Regions from separate parts of the Homo sapiens genome. Here regions 1 and 2 are each linked to region 3. Evidence: chromatin contacts called from ENCODE Hi-C data. All regions are on one chromosome and are shown on one strand. Each heading gives the region's core, a stretch centred on a gene start or an enhancer-like site at or near the end of the contact. The rest is flanking DNA. Distances are from core to core; before and after follow the strand shown. Region 1 overlaps GAB1 (GRB2 associated binding protein 1). Region 2 overlaps GAB1 (GRB2 associated binding protein 1). Region 3 overlaps FREM3 (FRAS1 related extracellular matrix 3).

Region 1 (3,432 bases), core at 437-2,936, 310 kb after region 3:
AGTTCACCTTAAATTCTCCTTTTGGCTTATTACCAGTAACTTTTACCATGGTACTTAAAAAAATATTTTCAGTAAGACCAAAATTGCCGCAGAAGTCACACGAAAAACAAAACTTTGGCACATGAAAAAAATTCTTATTAACAACAAGCATCAGGATTCTGAGAAAAATCAACCCACGAGACAACTTTTTTTAGCATGATGGCAAGAATTTGGGAAAAGGGAACTTACAGGAAAAAGAGTTTGTTTTGCCAATTATTCATTCACCTTTTTTTCCTTCTATTTTTGTAGTGTCCAAGTAGGATTCCTTACCCCAAACCTAATTTTATTTTCCATTTTGTCCTTTAAAGATCTCAATCTTCTGATTATAAAATCTAACAGTTAACCACTGAAAAGGCAACAATTCCATGAATGCAGGTTTTTTAACCTTTAGTTCAAAAAACAAAACTTAGAATGGAAACAAAGTATTTTTTATCTCAAATAATAAAAGCAAATTTAAAATAGAAAAATAACGTAAGAAACAAAATCAGAATCAGGAGAATGTAAACTGAAAAATTTCCCAGTTCTTGAATTCCGGTTTTTTAAAATTGATGTGATATATATGGGATTATTCTCCCCCTCATTATTTCAGAGTAGGACACAGAGTGGTGAATCTACTTATACAAAAGAAACATCTGTCTTCAATCCAGGATTCATATAAAGTTAGATCATTTGCACAAGGCCATATAGTTTTATGCAACATACAATAAACAGCCATTTCCTCTTCTACTCTCTAAAATCATTATAAACCAAAGACACTAAAAAATCAAGCAGGCTGCAACTTGCCCAACCTACAGAAATGAGAATCTCTTTTTGGGTATTTTGAACTAACAGTGACTCATGGAAAAAGGCAGGTTGCTGTCAAATTGAGATCTTCAAAGTTAGGGTTCCCCAGCGTTCCTTTGAACCAAGGAACCCTGAAATTGGAGCAAATGCACAGTATAACACAATAGGGAGAAACCATCACCATCACTTTAGGGGTTAACAAACACCCTTTGCCACTGGCAACCCCTGAAAATCTCAGAGAGACCCAGTAGGGAAGGAAGAGGTACTCTAGGAAAGACTTTGACATCCACCATTAGATTCCAATCTTTGGCTGGCCTGATTATAAATGAATATGAAAAGGACATACTCAACAATGACCAGGGCACACAGCCTTACAGAGAGCTTAGAGCACTCACACAGGGGATAAGGCACAACTTTTCATAATGTTAAACACTGAAGAGCAGTGATGTTTTGGGAAACCCAATAATCCTACAACTGGACACAGTATCATGCAGCCACTAGAAATGGTCATCACAAAGCACATGGAAATGTTCTCTCATTATACACCGAGGGAGGAGGAGAACAGGACTTGTCTAGCCTTTACTGTTTTCATATTGGGTAAAGACAGATAAAAATGCTTCCGTGGGTTTTTTGTTGATTTGTTCTGCCTGTGTACAAAACTCATTAATGGAAATAGTTAATAATCTACTTTCAGTATCAAACATTTTCAGTATCAGATCCAGCATGCTACATCTCATCTGGATGAGGGGGTCATCATCTGACCAGAATTTACTATAGTTTCACATTTATTTCCTGTTACTCAGAGAAAACGGAAATGGCCCCAAAGGAGGCCAACCCTGGGGCACCTGACAGCTGGGGTTCTTTACGACATCACTCCTTAAGTACTGTTTAACTTCTCATACCATTTAAAATGTTATCACACATTTACTTAGCTCTGCAGTTTATAACCAACCTACCAAACGGGACAAGCCAGTCTGGATTATACAATATGTAAATAAGCCAGGGAGCTAAGGAGCAAGCTGACAGCAGGACAAGTTGGAACCGGGATAGAAGTTAAACCTTACTACACCTGAAGGCAGCCTCTTCATTCACTTTCTCTTCATAGTGCTTTATAACTAAAACATGGAGAATACAAACACCAATTCAAAAAATTCTACGTATCCCCACAAATACCAATTAGTAAGTCACCAAAATTAATTAAAGGAAACATACAAGTCAATATTTAAATTTCATTTAGCTTTTTTAATCTGATGAACCTACTGAATACTCATATTTGGGCCTGAAAATATTAATGCATTCTAAAGAGATTATCAGTAATGTGTATCTTCTTCTCACACACACATGCTGTCAGCTTAAATGTGGGCACAGTGGCAGAACTGAAGTTTCACTAACGTTGTTTTAGGACTTGAATAAATTGTTTTAGTTTCATGTGTGTACTTGTTTGAAAAACAGATTTTATATTCACCACCTTCAGAGATGTTGAACGCATATCACGAAACTGGTAACACTGCATGAGTATTCCTATTGTGTCAAATACAACAAATTGACATGAGAGAAGCTCTACAAATGAAATATTTAACATTTTATAATAAAAAAGAAAAATACCGAAACAACATTCAAAGGTATTCATCAACTCACATTGCTTCATGAAGATTACAATCGCCTATAAATTTGTCTTTTAAACAGGCTGTTACAATTCAACTGGAAAAAAAGCTATGAAACTTAAAATTGTGTCTATACAATTAATTATGAGTAGATGGTGATCATGTAAGAATCACTGACAAAATTACATGTAAATCATTTAAGAGCAACAAAAGACAGGTGAAATTTAATAACTTCAATCTAAAAACTTTAAGGCATACACACACGTACACACAACGTATAAAATATATAATCATTAAAATGTCTGTTGAAAATTTAGGGCTTGGTTTAACGTACCGGAGTTCTTTCCTAGGTTCTTAGTTTTTAAAAGTGGTTTTTTAAAATAGCAATTTATATAACAGACACATTTCTCAGCATAGTTGCATCCTCTTTCCCTTCCACTAAAGGAGAGATTTACAAAACATGTATAAAAAAATAGGAATGCTCAAATTTATTCTTCCCTCTTTCTGATAATTCATATATATATATATATGATTTAAAACTAAGTCTTAAGAACCATCTTTGAAGAGATAAAGGAAAGGAAAAAGCCCTTAGGGTAGAAGGAATCATTTCCTGGAAATACTACTAAATACACACTTAAGGAGGGGTGAGAGTTGGCATCATGAGACTGTATCTTTCTATTCCAAAGGGTAAGTACAAGACAGGTTGCAAATTGGCCCAAACTATGGAAACTACCACACTGTGGTCAGCACCCACAGCTTCCGCAGATTCTAGATTCAAATGCCACCTCATCACACTGTCATCCCTACCCACCCTTCACAACAGGTAAACAGGAAAAAAATAATCAAGGTGAATGATTTTCAAAGAGTTCCCTGGTGATTTTGATACTCCCCTCACCTGTCCCCCAGAATGAAAACTAGAGAGCTAAGTGTATGCTGCCTCATGTTCTCACCCTTAAAACCCTGTATATTAAAATATCTGATAACCCCTGGTTCCAATGGACTCCTC
Region 2 (3,175 bases), core at 511-3,010, 290 kb after region 3:
TTTGTAGGGTCCAAAGTTCTTTTATAATAAACAATCCTCTAATTTACTTTCTAAGTCTTTGAATTTTCAAAAACAGTTATATTTTATTTGAGGCAGAACTATGGGAATATATAATAATTCAAATTATTTTACATAAGCTTGGGATGTAGTTCTGCCTTAAAATTGAAGAAATGAACCATTATATATGTCCAAACTTTCTCTAGCCTGTGGTTATATGAATTGCTAAGTTGCCTCATAACAGCATATAAATTAGTTTGATTTTATAGCTTGGCTAAGAATATCTTGAAATAAAAAGAGCACTAGAGATTCAAAATCTGATAAGTAAAATTAAAGATAGTACCATGAGACTTTTGTACACAGAATGTAAAAATAACAGGGTTTCAAGATTCAATATTCTCATTTTATGAATAAAAAAACTGAGGCCCATGTCAATATTCTCATTTTATGAATAAAAAAACTGAGGCCCACGATTTAAATGATCTCTTAGACTTAACCAGGGTCCACGTTAGAAATTCAATGGAAGAAACAAAATTAGAATCTAGTATGCTAATGCCTAATTCAAGGTATGGTTCAGAATGGACCCCCTCTGATGATATAATACTGTATTGTAAGCCCCAAAAGAGCAGAAACTGTGTCATATTGCTGGTTCTCTCTAAGCTCCTACAAATTACCTTACTTAATACATATTACTGGCCAGGCACAGTGGCTCACATCTGTCATCCCAGCACTTTGAGAGGCCAAGGCAGGATAGCTTGAGCCCAGGAGTTCAAGGCCAGCCTGGGCAACATGGCAAAATCCTGTCTCTACAAAACATACAAAAAATTAGCCGGGCACTGTGGTGTGCACATGTAGTGCCAGCTACTCAGGAGACTGAGGTGGGAAGATCACTTGAGCCCAGGAGGTCGAGGCTGCAGTGAGTGGAGATCACTGCAGGCTAGCTTGGGTGACAGAGCAAGATCCTGTCTCAATCAAGCAATCGATCAGCCGGTCAATCTAATTCTCCCTGTGGTGGGAGAAGGGAATCAGAGGTGGCTGATATAGTAGGCTACCTCATATTTCATTTCTAACCTTTATAGTTTGTTAGATCCTAGGGTCTCAGCACATAGTTATGCAAAATCACTGCTAACCGTACCTGGAGAACAGAGCATCGCAAAACCCAGATGTATCATCTTAAGGATATCCTTAAGGATGCAGGATTGGAAGGCAGGAGACACTTGCAAATCAGTTAACCTATCCGGCTTAAGATTTCTCTGCTCCAGAATGAATAAACTCTATTTTTTGTATCTCTAAGTCCTCTTCCAACATTAAATGTTATTGCTCTGCCTGTTTCCTGAATTTTATACATTTGACACAAACATTAATACTTTAATAAACCCTTTTCAACTTGCCTCTTTGTTTGCTGAATTATATGCATAACTCTGTTACATATATAACTCTGAATTGTAGTCCCCAGCAACCCCTACCCCACCTCAATGAATGAGGCTTTGGTCTGCAATGGCCACTGAGTCCCCCTTTTTTTCATAACACATTTTCTACCAGAAAAGCTCCTCGGGTTTGGGGGATTTGGCCCCTATCACATCTAGTTCCTGGCTTCGGGGCCTAAGGCTAGGCCACTGACATCAAAAATACTGTTGGGAGGCCATGGTCTCTCCAGAGAGGCTGCCCCTGTTTGGTCTCTGGTGAGACCTTGAGCAAATGAATGCTGCTCAGACTACTGGGAGATACAAAGGGTCAGCTGCAGAGTCTGGCAGTGTGAAGCTTGTCCCAGGCCAGAGGCACAAGGTCAGAGAGAGGCCAGGGCTTGGAGTATGAGCTCTGTCGTATAACCTGAAACTTGAGACGGTGGTTCAGAAAGATACTCAGACAAAGAAAAAACAAGAGAGGTTTAGAGACTAGAAAAACGAGAGAGAGAGAGAGAGAGAGAGAGAGAGAGAGAGAGAGAGAGACACTTTGGAAGTTCCAATAGGCTGTCACAAAAAAGCAAATGTTTCTATCATCCATGTAGGTCAAAATAACATGCATTTATTGTATTTGTGAGCGAAATAGGACCTTACTAATTGTTGCTAAGCATAAAGATTTTTGTTACTAATATATGAGTGTCAAGAAAAAGGCCAGGATACAAGATTTTCATAATTAAGAAAAGAACCAGAACATATATTGTATATTTGCATAGGACTTTACAGTTTGCAAATCACCTTCACACAAATTCTGCTCTGATCCACACAACTATCCCCATGACATTAAAAGAAACTGAGGCTTGCGAGTATGATTTACTTGTCCAAGATGCCCAAACTGCTATACATCTGCTACATCTTCAGGTCTGCTGGGAGTTCTTCTACCACACCACCAAGTCTCTTTAAAACTACTTTTCCTCAAAAGCAACCTTTTCAGAGAAACAAAATTTATCCTTATGCATTTTTACAATTTTTCAATTTTATTTCATTCTTAGTATTGAAAGTTGCTGTAGGTTGAGTATTATTAAACAGTGTTTTTATACGCTATACATCATTGCCCCTTGTACGGCAAAGCGTGTGAGTATATGATGAGTTAAATAATCTTTGAGGGCTAATATGGAAACTTTGCCACCACGTGTACTATACTATCATTTCTATGGGACGTTCTGTTCCAAGCTACATTCAACAGACCTAAAAGGGATTGTTTAAAACACATGAACGTGGCTAAAAATAATCACCACTGCAAACCAGAAATTTCTTGGATTTCACTTCTCTTTTTCATTTCATTTAAACATATACAGACATACACAGAGCTTGTTTTCACTGAGCAGCACATACGGCCTAAAAAGCTAAGTATTTCTGTATAACAGAAGAAATTTCATAAAACTCCCACATTATGATGGTGGATTACATAAAGAAGTGGGAAAGTCCCCTCTGTCCCCAAACTGTGCCAAGACATCTGACATGCTCTTATCTGCCAGGACTATACAGTTATTCAACTTAGAATCCATTTTTTAGATAAATTAGCATAATATCATAATGATCCAAAAAAGTTCAAAAAGAACTTCTTGCCAGAATAATTAACTTCCTGAGGTCCTCCAAAAGATCTGTTCTGAGAAAAACGTCTCCCTGCCAAGGCATTTCAAATACTAAAAGCAGAGTGGCAGATTTTCAGTTATAAATTTCAACAAATCACCAACCATACATGGTTGAAAGTTTTT
Region 3 (3,463 bases), core at 743-3,242:
CATATAAAATTGAATGAAGAGTTAGGGACTGGGCATAGTGGCTCAGGCCTATAATCCCAAAGTAGGCTGAAGCGGGAGCATCACTTGACGCCAAGAGTTCGAGACCAGCCTGGGCAACATAGGATGACCCGGTCTCTACCAAAAAAAAAAAATTGTTTTAAACAATAGCCAGGCGTGGCGGTTCACGCCTGTAGTCCAAGCTACTACTCAGGGGCCTAAGGCTGCAGTCAGCCATGACCAAGCCACTGCACTCCAGCCTGAGTGACAGAGCTAGACCCTCTCTCTAAAGAAATTAATTATTAATTCATTAGTTAAGAATTAAAAGCACAGCTAAGAATAGAGTTATGATCTGTGTGAGAGAATTCATAACGCACCCTAGTTCCTAATGTGGTTATTTTTTCTGGTTCACAGGCCTCTCAGTCTTAGACTCATTTTTATTTTAGAGAAAATAAAGCCACTCCTCTGAGTTTTTGCCTCTCACTAAGCAAGTAGCATAAACAACTGAATGAAACCACTGCCACTTTTAGAAACCAAAAATCACTGTTTCAATACGTAAATGACTTAACTATATACACTCTTCATTGTCTGGAGTCACAGAAGACAGACATTCTTCAGTGTCTGCTGAACTGAAGACAGTATTTTTAATAGAAAAACTACCTACAGATTGCTTTCTAATTGAGTTTCAACTAAGCTGAGCTTCTGAGCAATTTGCTTACAATTCCCTATCAAGGCACAGATATACTGGGTTGTCTCCATGTATGAGAATGATTCGGGTTTTTCTAAAGTAATTTACAAAAAAGTAGGAGTGACTATGCTTATGTCCACTTGCACACTTTTCTTCAGCCTGTGTTTATGAGAAATTGGCAGAGAAACAAAATATATGTATGAAGCATGGGGTGGATATCAAACCCTGGCCTCATTAGAAGACCATATAGTAAAACATGAAAGGCACACCTGGTATCTAACCGTGTCAGGTTTTCAGAGGCCCATGCCCTAGCAATAGCACCAAACTGGAAAGTCAGTGGCAATAAAATTTCAGCCCTTTCATGAATTGAAGCCAAACAAGCCAACATTAAGGGTGAGGGATGCGCTAATCAAGTGATCAAGGAACACAGTGTTTTATTCATTGGGTGTGTTATTAGATATAGACATGCAAACAGAAGTTTCTGCTTTTGCTTCTATTTTTTGGCAGTTGTTTGAGAAAGTGAATACAGGAATGTATTGTTATGCAGTGTGGCAAAAGCAGAGGAAGGTTTAGGGCCTCAGATCATTGTTAGTGATGCCATTGAGGTTCCAGTTCTTTGCTTTTACTTTTTTCTTCTTTCTACCTCTGCTTCCACCTTCTCTTCATTTGCTTTTTATTTCTTTGACCCAGCTTGTAGAATAAGCTCTGGATACTCATCATGTTCATCGGTTCTTGAGTCACTTTCCAGCCCTGTAGTAATACTCCACCTGTGACTTTATTTACATTACTTATGCCTTATCTTTCATTCTGCTAAATAGTGTTTAGAAAATATAAAACACTTTCATCTATTTACTAAAAAGTGTTTGCATAAGATAACAATTTTATTTTAAAAGTAATTTCTGTAAGTTATAATAAGCAACTTTTATTATATCTGACTATAGTCATATCTAATAAATGCACTGAAGAAGGTGTGGAATTTGTTATTTTTATAAGTACAAATTCTCTGAAACAGAATGCCTTGTTATGATGTTTACTCAAAAAAAGCTAAGAACATCAGAAAACTCTGCTAAGAAAATCCTACTAAAGAGAGGGAAATTGAATTCCCTTTGAGACTAGCTAGGGAAAATGTTTCATTCACACAATGAGTTTCAAGGAGCTAGACATCCTCTTTAATTATCGGGGAAGGCACTAAGCCCTACTCCGGGCAGACATTTTGTAGTGCTGGCAGGATTACAGCTGGAAGCATTCTTGCTTAGGAGAGCCAGTTGAGTTACTCAACTGAAAAAGTTATGATGGATTGAAAATGGCATGTGGTCTCTACTTCCTCTGATTAAAACAAAGCAGAATGTGTGCCAGTTGGCAAGGAACTGGGAGAAAAAAAAATGAGTTTCCTGAGACAATGATTTTCTAGTCTTTTTAAGCGACTGATATAATGTTGGAGTTCAACGATTATTTGAGGCAAGACTTGTAATAGATTTCCCAGTTCCTTTTTTTTTAAAGTAGTTTGATTTAATATGAAATGTTAATTTAATAAACACTGCCCAGCATTAGATTCTCAGTTGGCAAAATTATTTATGCAGATAAATTAAAGAGAGAAAAGACAAATCAATTTTTTCCTTAAGTAGTTTATTTTCAGTAGAATAAATCTATAGATCTTAATTTAAGAGATCTGTATATAGAATATAGTGGTGAAATTGAATTTAAATTTTCTGTTAATTTTTAGTAACTTCCACATAAAATACAGTATTCCTCCAATAAAATATATGTTGGTAACAAAAATACTACTAGCATTACTTGTGACTTCGCAACTATTAGAAATATCAAATTACAGATACTTTATTATCAAATTACAGGTATTGCAGAGATGTCAAAATACTCTTCACAGCCATTATTACTTTAAATTTTGGTAATAATTTTATTAAAAATTGTTTAACAGTTTTCTTGAGATATAATTCATATACCATACAATTTGCCCATTTAAAGTCTATAATTCAATGGTTTTTAGTATATTATACATTTTTTTACATTGTGGTAAAATATATATAACATAAATTTTGTAATTTTAACCATTCTTAGGTATACAATTCAGTGGCATCAATTATATTTACAATGTTATGCAACTATCATTACTGTTTTCACAACCTTCCATCACTCCAAACAGAAACCCTTTATTTATTAAACAGTAATACTCCCCCTTTCTCCAGCCTCTGGTAACCTCTAATCCACTTTATGTCTCTATGAATTTACCTTTCTAGATATTTCACATAAGTGGAATCATACAATATTTTTCCATTTGTGTCTCGCTTATTTCACTTAGCATATTGTCTTAAAGGTTTATCCATGTTTTAACATGTATCATCACTTTGTTTTACGCTGAATAATATTCCGTTGTATGTACATATCATATTTTGTCTATCCACTCATCTATTGATGGACATTTGGGTTGTTTCCACCTTTTGGCTATTGTGAAAAATGCTGCAGTGAACACTGGCATACAAGTATCTTTGAGTCTCTGATTTCAGTTCCCTTGGATATATACCTAAGTGTAGAATTTCTGTATCTCATTCAATAATTGTATGTTTAGCTTTTTTAGAAACTGCCAAACTGCTTTCCATAGCAGTTGCAGAATTTTTTTAATATCCTAATAATTGTGTTGTAATATAATTGGTTTTTGCATATCCTATGCATTTTCTTTTATGCATGTAGAAACATTGTTCTATGAAGGGGATTGTAGGCTTTCCCAGACTGCCAGCACGCTCCATGGCACAAAAATGTTCA

What was found. Hi-C counts contacts between places; a loop is a spot of excess contacts on that map. Pooled maps may share reads with other maps.
Region 1: a loop to region 3 is called in a map with no recorded cell type, with 8 times the contacts of the local background. The contact joins two enhancer-like sites. A Hi-C loop is called at or near these places in 3 of 37 single-sample maps with no recorded cell type and 4 of 50 pooled maps.
Region 2: a loop to region 3 is called in a map with no recorded cell type, with 7 times the contacts of the local background. The contact joins two enhancer-like sites. A Hi-C loop is called at or near these places in 3 of 37 single-sample maps with no recorded cell type and 4 of 50 pooled maps.

The regions. Positions count from the first base shown.
Region 1 is chr4:143,357,390-143,360,821 of GRCh38, reverse strand. The region is part of intron 1 of GAB1 (GRB2 associated binding protein 1); the gene reads right to left. Among named protein-coding and RNA genes, the nearest start is that of MIR3139, 16 kb to the right of the region's middle. Within about 2 kb of position 1,686, at least 24 of the 41 ENCODE cell types and tissues checked have a DNase peak (open chromatin) inside an H3K27ac peak, as active enhancers do.
Region 2 is chr4:143,377,401-143,380,575 of GRCh38, reverse strand. All of the region lies in intron 1 of GAB1 (GRB2 associated binding protein 1), which reads right to left. Among named protein-coding and RNA genes, the nearest start is that of MIR3139, 36 kb to the right of the region's middle. Within about 2 kb of position 1,760, at least 17 of the 41 ENCODE cell types and tissues checked have a DNase peak (open chromatin) inside an H3K27ac peak, as active enhancers do.
Region 3 is chr4:143,666,145-143,669,607 of GRCh38, reverse strand. The region is part of intron 2 of FREM3 (FRAS1 related extracellular matrix 3); the gene reads left to right. Among named protein-coding and RNA genes, the nearest start is that of FREM3, 33 kb to the left of the region's middle. Within about 2 kb of position 1,992, at least 2 of the 41 ENCODE cell types and tissues checked have a DNase peak (open chromatin) inside an H3K27ac peak, as active enhancers do.